Linked DNA regions of Homo sapiens: region 2 is linked to region 1. Evidence: chromatin contacts called from ENCODE Hi-C or POLR2A ChIA-PET data. All regions are on one chromosome and are shown on one strand. Each heading gives the region's core, a stretch centred on a gene start or an enhancer-like site at or near the end of the contact. The rest is flanking DNA. Distances are from core to core; before and after follow the strand shown. Region 1 holds the start of GKN1 (gastrokine 1). Region 2 holds the start of ANTXR1 (ANTXR cell adhesion molecule 1).

Region 1 (6,449 bases), core at 1,342-3,841:
TGATGAAGAAGGGAAGTTGAGAGCCAGGAAAGCTGCTTTCATCTCATTGCCATCCAGTACTGAGGAAGAAAATGTAATTTTCAAGTAGTGATAAATCAAATTATTGAATCAAATCCCTTTTAAAGTAAAACCCAGAATGTACCATCTTGTTTCTCTTCAGTTTAATAAGTGGTATCATAAAGATGACTTTGCTAAGATAATACTTCTGGAAATGTCAGAATAGAGTTTAAAAATTTTTAAGATTGGTCAAAATATTAACTTTATAATAAAACATATACTTGGCAAATGAATTTCCTATAAATTATCATTGGTCAGAATGCTGTTTTGTTGAATTATATTATGTAATATAAACCATAGGTGTTATTAGAAAGTAGAGAACTGCCTTTCTTATTTAGAGCTTTCAAGGACTTGCTATAAATGATTATTTTTAAAATGCTTTATAAATCTTCATGATTTTTCTATTTTGGATAAACTCAGCTATAGTTAATGACAGCATCCTACCTTGAGTAGATATTTGGATTATTTAAATCTAGTAAAAGAAGAAAGTTATACTTCTTCGAGTATTAAGAGATAGGAGTAAAGATTCACTTTTAAGTTATTGAAAATATGTGTATCCTCCTAAATATTAACAAAAATGATTTGGGATAACTGACATGGCTTGGTTATTCAGCTTAAATTTGTACTGTGGCTTATGTTACACAGGTTGTTGATGCTCACCTCTCACTCACTTGTTTCTAATTGTTTTATAAGGTTTAAAATTCTCTCTTTAGAGAAATTCAGAAAATTCACCTGGCACATATTTTGACCTCCTAGGTAACATATTTGTACCAGTATTGAATTTTGGTCAGTGCCCCAATATAAGAAAGTTACTGTTTTAAAATAAAGCAAACTATCTTATTTTCCTTGGAAAAAAAAAGAAGTTTTACAATAAATAGCATAGTATAAATGAATACTATGGTTTGAGATGGCTATAAGTGCTAAAAATCACATCTGAAAATGATTTCAGTTAATTTTCCTATTTAACATGGGATGTTTTCTTCCTAATAGAAATAATCTTTTTATTAAAAAAAACTTTCCAAAGCAATGGATTAGTAGGCAGTTTGGATGCCAATGATGAGAAAGCAAGTATAGAGTGTCTCGCTGGCAAGAGTGATCAGCAGAGGCGATGTCACTAGCAGTGTCCCAGGATACTTGGTTTAATTATTTATCACAGGGTCCCTGACATTGGTTTTCAGAGCACAGAGCTTTATGCAGGGTGCCTCATTCTGGGTACCTAGTCTCATTTCCTTTGCCTGGGACAAAATAGTTTTGAGAACTGCTCTAGAGATTCAAGGTAACTTTTGAAAAAAAATTAAATTTTTCTCCCAATAGCTTAAAAAGGAGTTAAAAATTAGTCTCCTAAAAAGTCAGAGGTAGAAGAAATTTTAGAGAACACCTAGTACAATGCAATCATTTTACAGATAAGGTAACTGAGCTTCAGGGGTTAAGTGAGTTGGCCAAACTTATACCTCTTGTTCACAGCAGAACTAGGAGAGAAATCAAATCTAACCTGTGTCTGGAGCTCCCTCTGACCCTTTTAAACTTTGCTGCTATTAAGAGGACCTAGTTCTAGGTAGTCATTTTACATTTGCAGCCCCATTATAAAGTAGAGTCTGCCGTAACGTTTTCCAGTGTGTAGTATGTTGAAACATGAAAATAGTCATCTGATTCTAGCCCCTTTGCATCGTGTTGTGAGAAACCCGGCACTACTAGTTACTTTGGCAGGGTTTCTCGGTCCACCTCCTCCTAGACTCTCAGGCTTCTGTCTGGAACCACAGGAGAGATGCTGTGGTAGCTTCATGTTTCAGATGCTTTCTTAAATAAATGGCCATGCTAGAGCCCAAGGCAAATCTTTCTTTCTTGGAGACCCATTTTACTGTAACAAATGTGACAAGAAGTCTATCTCAGCCACTTATTTTGATAATAAGCTTTTCATCTTTCCTGAACATGCTCAGGAATTTTGGTAAATAAAAGGAGGAATTCAAGAATGAGGGATGATCGGCACTTTCTAGGGCTTAGGAACTGCTTACCCTGCATGGAGACCGGAATCAGGTGATGCGGAAAGTCATTTTGTTAAAAATAGGTCAGTGTGAGGTGCTCAGACAGCTGTCTAATCTCAGCACAATTATCCTTCTCTATAGAGATGCTTATAAATGCCATGATTATATAAATAGAAAAAAGATTTTTTTTCATTATTTCTTCTTCTAAAAAAAAGGGATACATGTGCAGAACGTGCAGGTTTGTTACATAGGTATATGTGTGCCATGGTGGTTTGCTGCCCCTATTGACCTGTCCTCTAAGTTCCCTCCCCTCACTCTCCACCCCCCAACAGGACCTAGTGTGTGTTGTTCCCCTCTCTGTGTCCATGTGTTTGAAGAGAGAATTTTTTTAAAACAAATTTTCCATGATGGGGCCATAAGAAGCAGACCTCCTAAATCTCAGAATATTGACAGTCTCCAATCATTTGGTGGTAAATTCAAAAGGAAAAATCTACTCACTGTGAACTTCATCTTGTCTTCACGAAAGCAGTGGACAGAGGAGTAGGCAAGCATGGACCTGAATGAGAAGCCTTCTCATATTTGTACTTAACCAGGTTGACTCAAACTAGGTGTTATCAGGTGGGGTCAAAGACTTACCTTCCTCAATTTCTCCTATCTGTGCCATGAGCCAGTGTACCAGGAAACCTTTCAGAATATCTGCATGCTTAGCAAGGAACTTTCACATGGAGTTGACCTGACTCATCACTTGTTGAAGCTGAAGGTATCACAACAAACTCAATATGATTTATGATAACTTCTCACCCAGTCAAAGCTGTGGGCGTGAGTATTTTACACGCTAACATTGCTCAGATTCAGAAAAAGAATAATCCCTAAAATCAAACAAAATCACAGCTGAAAAGCCACGTGTATACTAGGCCTTCCAGATAGCAGCTCCTATAGGAATGTAGGAATGGTTTCCACTTCTTAACTTTTATCTGAGCCCATGGCAATGGTTTTGCTTAGACTAAACATGTTTTGTGAGCAACTCCCACCAAACCTACCCCTTTTCTGCAATGTTGAGCTCACTTAATGATAGCACCATATATCTGGTACAGCCCTTTCTTCTCAGTCTGACATCTACTTAGTTACTGTCATTTTATCTCTGAAATGCCTCTCAACTCTGACCTTGCCCACAGCTCCCCTCACCTGGACTTTCACAACAGTCATGCAATTGATCACTCTGGTCACCAGTTTCTTATATTCCAATGCATTTTCTTCATTAACCCTGAGGTTGTCTTTCTGAAGTGCATAGATAGACATGACTCTATCACGCTTGGAAATTTCGCTGGCAGCCTACAGAAAATTCAAAGTCATTGGAATGGCATCCAGGGTCCTATGTAATAAGATTTCCAAAGGCTTCCCGTCTGCCACTTTATGCTATGTACCTACATTCTAGCTCCACCAGCGTTCCCACCATTCCTGGAAAAGTCAAGATGTGTATGTCTCCATGCCTTTGTACATGCTGTTGTTTTATCTTGGAGGGCCACCCGCTAGCCTCTCGCTTGGTAGACTCCTGTTCATTGTTCAAGGCTCAGCTCAAATATCACTGCCTCCATCACATCTCCCCCATCTGATAGATAGAACTTTCCTAGTGTTTGTTTTTTCCTTCTGGGAACTATAAAAGCAATATCTTTTTATTTGCTTCTAGATAATTTAGTTTTCAGAAGTTACATTAAAATAATAAAAAATATTTTCATCAAAAGCAGAGAGTAGAAACTATCAATTGGGCAGACAAGTAAAAGCTCAAAACAGGTTTGGAGGTGAGTTGGTTTTAATTTTTTTCCTGCTTTTTCCTATACAGTGAAGCTAGTAAATTAAATTTGCCAAGGAGGAAAACTGTATTTCATTAACTACCAATCTATAAATTTTCCCTTTGGAAACTTCGTGCCCACAATTTTCCTCCTGTGCATGGATTGAAACCATAAGATGGGATCACATGGTTATAAAGCTTGATTCGCTATCAACATCTCTTCAAAACTGTTGGTAGGAGTGGATTAGAACAGCTGCAGTATTACTGGATATTTTTTAATGTGTCCACTGATTTCTTTCAAACTCACTCTTTATCCACAGAAGGTAATAAGCCTGGAGTAAGGGGCAGACATGTGTGAAGAGGCCTTCATCTGCTTTAGGAAACTTCATGTCACTGAGAAGTCAATGAGTGGGTAGCATGGTCTCTACGTTTAAACTCAGCCACCAGTAGTCATCTTGGTACACAGGTGCAGTGCCCAGCACACATTTTGCATGTCATACCAAGGACAAGGGCCTGAAGTTCTGCAGTGGACCTGTGAAATGCTGGTCTGGAAGATGTTCCATGACAGACAGACAGACAGATAGATAGATAGATAGATAGATAGATAGATAGATAGATACATACATACATACATACATACATACATACACACGTATACACACATAGATACACACACATACATAGATACATAGGTAGAGTTCCGGGTCCAATAATCCCCCCTTTAGAGACTGACAATTCACATTCACACATCAAATGGGCTAAGAAATTTATAGGGGAAAAATCTCTGTTTCATCCAGGTTCTTCTCATCTTAGTTGACTACAGAACCTGATCGTTTTCCCTTTTTCTTTTATTTATTTGTCCTAACATCTCATAACAACTCTGGGGACCCCTGCCTTAGTGAAAAAATTGTGCCACCTCTGAGGATGCACCCTGGATTTGAAAACCCATTTGGGGAGCTACTGGATGAAGCTGGGAGCCAGGAGACCTAGATTCTATTTTCCCATCTTTCAATGAGTCATTTATTTTTTTGGTTTAGGCCTTAGGTTTCTTGTGGGTAAAAGAGAAGAAATTCCTCCTTTATACAATATTTGTTACTTCAATGGCTCTACAACCAGAAAAACTTCTTTTTCTGTACTTTGTGTGGTGTGGGAGGTTGGGGGAGAGGGAGTGTGGGGGTCAAGGTGGGGGTCAACCCTCACCTCAATCCTGGTCTCATCCAAGGCCAAAAGTCCTAATGAAGCATGAGCAAGACTTTTGCCCTGAGAACTGTGTTTTATGTTTCATTCTTCCCTTGAAGAAGAATGTCTTCCCAGGAAGACAGAACATACCAATGTTTTTGGTCACCTCCATAGAATCTAAAATATGCAGACACATATATGGTGCTCAGTAGGCCCCTTGTAAAAATTTTACTTGCGTAAAGGAGATGTTAAGCTACAGGATAAAAAGTGCGTTATATTTAGTCATTTCTGGTTTTGGTGCCAGCCTGAGAGGGGCTGCCCTACACTGGCTGTGATGACACATTGAGGGAGTCTCAGTTGATGGTGTGACCTCTGTGGCTTGGGGTTAGTGTGGAACAAATCAGCCCATGGGTAAATAGAGCCTGCCCTGCCTACAGAGATTGATGCTGGGCCATGCCAAGAAACAAGCCCCTATCGTCATTTTATCTCACAATGCACACACACCCAAGGCTTCATTCTACTCCACACCCTGTGTTGTGCTCAGTGGAAACTCCCTCCGTGTGGAGCAGACGGGATGCATCCCATGTGCAATATGCTCCTGTGTGCAACTGGAGGGAGGCCTGCAAAGGACTAAACTGCTCATTTAAAGATGTCAATCAGATCCCAAATGGTTGGAACCAAAGTGCTTTCCCACAGAAATCAGACTTTTCACATTCCTTCTTGTTCTCTGAGTGGAAGGGAATGTTTGCCTATAGGGTACATTTTAATCATTAAATATTCTCATTCAAGATTCCGTCTCTGCACAGACCTGTTAATGGGCTGACCTAGAGGTTATTAATACCTATGAAGCCCTTAGTAACCTTGGCTTCCTTTTCATTCTTGCTCTCCATTTTCTGATAGTTAGGACTCAACTGGCCTTAGTCCATTTGCCTGCAAATGATAATTTATTTGTTTGAGTGTGGAAGTCCCTTCATGCAGACTCTATTTCAGTCTCCTTGCCTTTACTTTTGTCTTTCTGAGCAAACTGCACACCAGTCTGATGGTCCTTTTGATGGTCCCCAGTCAAGTGGTTCATTATGAGGTCTGAATACACTTCGCTGTGGAGAAATTTCTGCCCCTCTCTGGTCTTGATTTCCCAGCCTGTAGCTAAGACTCTCATGATGGTTCCGGTGACTACAGCCTTGGTGCTTGCAGCAGTGACACACCCTTATCAAAGCCTCCATATGTACTTATGGCTAGGAATGACACGTCTAAAAAATAGCGATAGAAACATGTAAAATAACGTTTTAATAGTTATTGCTAGAGGAGCTTCAAGTTCCAGAAAATCCAAACTTAATACATAATTATTTTTATATAGGGGAGAAATTCTTTTCGAGTTACAGCAGAGTGGAGGGAGCACTTTGCATTACTGAGCAGATATTTTTGTTGTTTCCTCTGGGACC
Region 2 (6,139 bases), core at 3,183-5,682, 39 kb before region 1:
TACTGTGGTATTTTCTAGGTTATCATTATGAAGTCTTTGCTCCTGGTTGAGAAAACATGACGTTCCATTAAATGTATAATCTGGGTTCCCTCCAGGCCAGAGATGCAGCTTGCTTAAAGCTGAAATGAGCTGAGATTTAATGTCATGGGAAAAGAGAACCAGTTGCAGGGGAAGAAGGAGTTGCAGGGATTGGGAGAAGAATGGTGGATTCAGTCCCCTATGATCCCTCGGTTTCAGACTGTAGACAGTGTCTTGCCAGCGAAAGGATCTAAGAAGCCCAAGGAAAAAATGAGTCAGCATTTTTTCACTTTCCACTCTGGCTGTGGTTGGGTGCTGGACAGCACTGTGTGAGGAGGTTCTCTCTAGGACAGAAGATCATGTCTTTAGCGACCACCCAGGGGTCTGTTTGCCACCACTGCGTTTTGGCCCATCCCCTAGCTCTGGACTCATCAATCTCATAAATTAGCCTGGATGGAGGTGGTAAGCTGGTGGAGTGTGCACTACCGCACCAAGTTCTAGCAAGTTTTTCATTCAGCACAAAAATATCCTTCTCTTCCAGCAACAGAACAGCTAAAGGAAGTCAGAGGCATCCACCTGAATGTCTGTAAAGGTCTCCCCACCATTTCTTTTCCTGGAGCATTTTTGGGTCTCCAATGTGCTTCATAGAATCCTATGATGCACTCAGACATTTACTCCAGGATTAAATATAAAAGCAGCAGCATCCTTTACAACAGCAAGGGGCTTGGAAGTGAGCACACTGTTTAGAGACCCACTTGACATGATTTTCAAAACAAATTCAAAATAACTTATTTTTGTTGAATATAAAAGTAATGTATGTTCAGTACAGAAAAATTAAGAAAAACATGTAAACAAAATTTAAAATTCTACCTGCTAGAGACAAATAGTAGTACCATATTGGTAAATAGAGACATACACATGTGTGTGTTTAACTTTTTAAACAGGTGGAATCATAACGCAGATGACGTTTGGTAATTGCATTTCCATCTAAAAGTGTATAGTATGTTAAGAATTATGTATTTCTCCTAAAATAGCTTACAAGCTTGTATAACATGCAATGCAGGTTCAATACTATACACATATCATACCTTAGTAAATCCACTGCTGTTAGACACATGTAATCCTCAGCTTTTTATTATAAACAGCACCTCCATAAACATACATGTAGGTACTTCTTTGTGACTATTTGGATTTTTTTTCTTTAGGACATGAAATTGCTCGATGGAAAGGAACACCCCTCATTTTTTAAAAGCATTTTATATGTGTCGCCAAATTATCTTCTTGTCTGCACTATCCGGTATGGTAGCCACATGTGGCTATTAAAGTTCAAATTAGTTAAACTTATATAAAATTAAAAATTCACTTCCTCAATCGCACTAACTACATTTCAAGTGCTCGAGTCACATATGGCTAGTAGCTACTGTATTGAACTGCACAGATATAGAACTTTTCTACCGACCTAGAAAGTTCTACTGGACAGCGCAAGTCTAGAAAGACTGCACCAATTTACATTTTCCCTAGTAAGAAATGACAGTGCCTATCTCCCACAAATTGGCCAATACTGAATATTGTAATTTTTAAAAAAGTTTTTGCCAACCTAATAAAAATCATATTGTTTGATTTTTTCATTTCTTTGATTAATAACGACCTTTTTAGTTCATTTATTGACTCATATTTTTTTCTCTTGTGAATTATGCACTTAGGCTATTTCCTATTGGGATTTTGCTTTTACTGCTTTTTATATATGAAAATCAATCTTAAGAGAGTGATTTATGTGGCAATAGTTATTGTAACTTCTTATGTTTTTTCATGGCTTATTTTTCATTTATAGAAGTGTAAAATTTTAATATATTCAAATCTCTATTTTCCTTTATGGTTTCTTCCTTATCATGTTTTAAAAGCTCTAAACCTAAGATTACAGTAATATTCATCTAAATTATCTTCTAGTTCTTTGATCATTTCATTCTAAATATTTAGATTTTCAACCTTTCTGAAATTTATTTATGTGTATGGTTTGTAAAGTATAAATCTAACCTTTTTCATTCTCCATGTTATCAATCACTTGTCCAGGAACCATTTTTTTTTAAATTAATGAATCATTATATACTGATTGGAAATTCCACTAAATGTTTACATGTGTTTGGATCTACATGTACTTGTCTTTTTAGATTTTCTACTCTATCCACCTATTCTTTGGCCTTTACCATCCTGTTTTTATTAATTTACATTATAATACATTTTAATATTTGGAGAGAGAATATGGCTTCATTATTCTTTTCCAAAAATGTTTCAGCTCTTTTTACCTGTTTTTTTTTTTTTTGCTAAGATAAGCCTAGAATCATTTTGTTAAATTCTTATCATCAAAACAAACTCTTTCAGAACTTTGACTGAAAAGTTGAATTCAATTTCTAAATTAATTTGGGGAAAACTGGTTATCTCTACAGTATCCATATCTCTATAGTATCTCTACAGTCATCCATTCAGAGACATGGTGATTCTGTCCCCCTTTTTTTTTTTTTTTAGATTTTCCTGAATATCATTCTGAATTGGCTTTTTAAAAAAGCACGGAGGAGGAGCACCTCCGACTGTTTTCATGCACTGTCTCTAAGTCTGTGAGCTGATGCTTCCAGCCACTAGAAGTAACAAAAGAAATTCCATTCCTTAGCACTGGAGCATATTTTCAGTATCCACCTTCTCATAAATCTGCAGAAAAGAAATCTCACTTTTCATCCAAAGAATCTGGAGTTCAAAACAGCCTTTACGGAAAAATCAAACTCCAGGGGCAACTGCAAAGCACATTTGGTGTCTAGCTAGCCAGCTTATTTTGCAGGACTCTTTTTCCAACTCCTAAATACTTTCCAGTCTGTGAAATCCATCTCCCCACCACTGTAACAGCAAAGCGCCTCTCCTGGCACTGGAGAGCTCACTCAGTTTTAATGAGCACGGATCTTCTGTGAGGGGCTTTTTATCGTTGAAGCTGGTTTTCAGCAGATAGCATGAAGCTTCCTTGGGTGACTGTGGCTTGGCAAACTTATGCGGATTTGGGAAGTGCTTCATTGGTCAGAATTCAGCTCTCCCTTGAGCAAATCCTAAAGCCTAACCACTTTTTGCAAGGAAACCAGGGCTCCTGCACCTCCCTGGTAGCCCACCAGTCAAATGGCCAAGAGCTTGAATTCACTACATCTGGGGTACTCAAGTCGAAGGGGAGGGACATTTGGCAATGTCTGGAGGCATTTTTAGTTGTCACCACTAATAAGGAAGGAGTGGGGGGCGGGGGATGTTACTGGCATCCAGTGGGCAGAGGCCAAGGATGCTGCTAAACATCCTACAACGCGCAGGACAGCCCCCACCACAAAGAATTACCAGGTTTCAATCTCAGAAGTGCCAAGGTTAAGAAACCCTGCCTTTCATTCTCACTCAGTGCCCGGTGAGAAGTATGCATTACATGATTAGGAGCAAAGATAATGCCTTCCGTGGGACAGCGTTTCAAAACAAAACAAAAAAACAAAAACAAAAACAAAATGCGACGATTGGCTTTAAAATGCCCAAGCCTCTAACTTTAGGAGTGCCTGTGCCTGCAAGTTCTGCCTTTGGTAAGCAAGCCTTTCCCACCAACACGGGAGGGAGTCACAGAAACTCAGCAAGACAATAGCATCCTCCAAGCCCCTTGCCTGCTCCTGGGACACAGAAAGCAAGACAGAAAAGAAGTCTGTCCCCTTCCGAGCAAGCGGCGTCGCCTCGGCTGCGGGCTCTGGAGCCGAGGCTGGGAGGAGCGCGCCCCAACAAAGGCGCAGCACTCCGCCGCCGCCTGCCGCGCGGTCCCTCTGTGGCCCTGGAGATGCGCTCCTGTCCCCAGGCGACCCTGCCAACGAGCCCGGCCCGGGGCGAAAGCGTTTTCGCCCGCTTAGCCTGGGGTGGGGGGGACAACTCGCGGCACTTACTTGTCCAAAATGAAGTACAGGTCAAATCCGCCGTAGCAGGCTGGACCCCCATCCTCCCTGCGTCCCCCTTGCCCGGCGCAGATGAGCACCAGAGTGGCCAAAGAGAGCCACTGGAAGCCGATGCCGAGGGCTCTCCGCTCCGCCGTGGCCATGGCCCGCAGCCCGGGGAGAGCAGGGTCCGCTCCTTCCCACGCTCCGCGAACTCGCCACGACCCTCAGGGACGCGCCATCCGCGGGCCCTTCCTCGCGGGTCCTTTATTCCCCCTCGCTCCCTCGCAACTCCCCGGAAGCAATTGTCTGGAGGAGTTCAAGGTTTCCCCTCTGGTTTCCGCTCCGATGCTGTTTCTGGGTTTCGGGTTTCAAGGATCCCAATCCTGTCCTCCGCTTCTTTTAAAGGGGAGGGCTGCCTCGGTCCGGGGCCGCCGGGCAGCTCCCGAGGCCGCGCCGAGCTTTTGCAATGGAAGGAGTTCCGTCCCGACGGTTCTTTGTCCCAGATTTTAAATATGATGGGGGGGGGGGGGGGTTTCAAATTGTTCTTGGTGGGGGCAGTGCTTTGCCTTCTCTCCTTCCTCTCTGCCCCCCTTTCGCGTTCTTACGGGGAAGAAAGTTCAAAGGCTGCCACCTTGTGGACAAAGGCGGCGAAAGCACGCGTGGGACCCGCGGGAGTGCGTCGGGGGCGGGGGCGCTTCCAGGCTTCGCGTATAAATTTCCTTGTCCTTACCATTCTCATGTGAGCTGTGCGTGTTTTCTTACTCCTTCCTTCTTCCCACGCACTTTCCCTTTCTTTTTCCGTGACCGCCTCTCCATTCTCTGTAGTCCTTCTATTCCTTCTTTTCCTTCCCTATCCTGCATCTTTTGATAAGGTCACTAAACATTGGATGAGAATTTGTTTCCTCCAACCACGGTGACTCCGGCTCCCCAGGCTAGGACCTTTGCAAACAAACCATTGTGCAGATGAAGTAGGGGAAAAACGGGACCTTTGTGGTATGAGTCATCAGAGTGACCTTACATGGTCTTAGTCTGTCTGGACCATAAAAGAGACTGTTGGGGTCCGGTCTGAAACCATCACAAACAACCCCACAGAGTGTGGTACTTAGGGCTGCTCCCGGCATGGAACAGCTGAGCCTTCTAGATGGCCACCATCTCCATCTTTTAGGGATTCTATGATAATAGTTCTTCTTTTCAGCCTGTGAACTTTGACATTTTCTCTCTATCTTTGATTTAGGATGGAGGAAGTAAACAGCTTACAAGAGTAGAGACGCTCCAAGCAGTTTGGAATTGGCAGGGAAGTTCCGTGCTAGCCTCTCTAAATTGGAGAATCAGCCTCTGAGCCCCAGTTCCGAGTGGTACCCCAGTTCTAGCTTCCTATTGTCTTCCGCTCTGGGAGCCCTCAGTGCATATGCATGTACTGTTTTCCCAGGATTCTTCCTCCAGACACACATATTCCCCTCCACTTGTGTGCCTCCCAGACCCTTATACCCCAATGTGACAGTCCATGGTGGTTTCCCCCAACATGTGTACCATGGAATCTTAGTGTCTTGGAATGCTCCACTAACCAATAATCATGTTGTCAAATCAGCCTTGAAGATTTGTCATGCGTAGCACTGACCTGCCTCCAAAATGAACCCAGTGTTTCTCACCTCCTGGAATTCACACCCCTTCCACCTTGGGTGAGACTGACCTGTGAGTAATTAAGAAGATGGTGTGTGGCTTCTGAGGATAGGCCATGAGAGATGTTGTGGTTTTTCCCTTCTCTCTTGGATCACTCACTGTAGGAGAGCCCACTGCCATGTCGTGAGAACACACAAGCAGCCCCAAGGAGGGGTCCGTGTGGTAAGGAACTGAGACCCCTGCTGGCAGCCAACACCACTTTGCCAACATTGTGAGTGACCCATCTTGGACATAGGTTCCTGACATCCTGTGAAGCCTTCAGCTGACTGCAGCCCTGTCTGACATCTTGACTGCAACCTCATGAGAGATCCCAAACAAGAACTACCCAGCTAAGCCATTCCCTGATTCCTGATCCACAGAAATAAGCGAATTTTTATTAGTGTTTTAAGTCTCTAAGTTTGGGGGCAATTTTAAATATAATAAAAGATAACTAATATATGCCTAGTATCATATTAAAGCCTTGAGAATTTCTGTAGGAAAAAAATTGCTGAACTGTGTTTCCCAGACTT

Evidence for each region. A loop is a pair of places that touch in the nucleus more often than their neighbours do. ChIA-PET counts read pairs that join two places held with the same protein, here RNA polymerase II (POLR2A).
Region 2: a loop to region 1 is called in a map of PC-9, with 2.3 times the contacts of the local background. The contact joins the promoter of ANTXR1 here to the promoter of GKN1 in region 1. A Hi-C loop is called at or near these places in 2 of 168 maps with a recorded cell type or tissue (PC-9 and chondrocyte). POLR2A ChIA-PET finds 5 or more read pairs at or near these places in 2 of 52 experiments (HCT116 and OCI-LY7).

Annotation. Positions count from the first base shown.
Region 1 is chr2:68,970,778-68,977,226 of GRCh38, reverse strand. GKN1 (gastrokine 1) reads right to left here and starts at 2,591. Exons shown (of 6, transcript NM_019617.4): 1 at 2,538-2,591. The coding sequence starts at 2,549. RefSeq lists a silencer at 4,869-5,101.
Region 2 is chr2:69,011,472-69,017,610 of GRCh38, reverse strand. It overlaps ANTXR1 (ANTXR cell adhesion molecule 1), which reads right to left and starts at 4,432. Exons shown (of 18, transcript NM_032208.3): 1 at 3,960-4,432. The coding sequence starts at 4,111.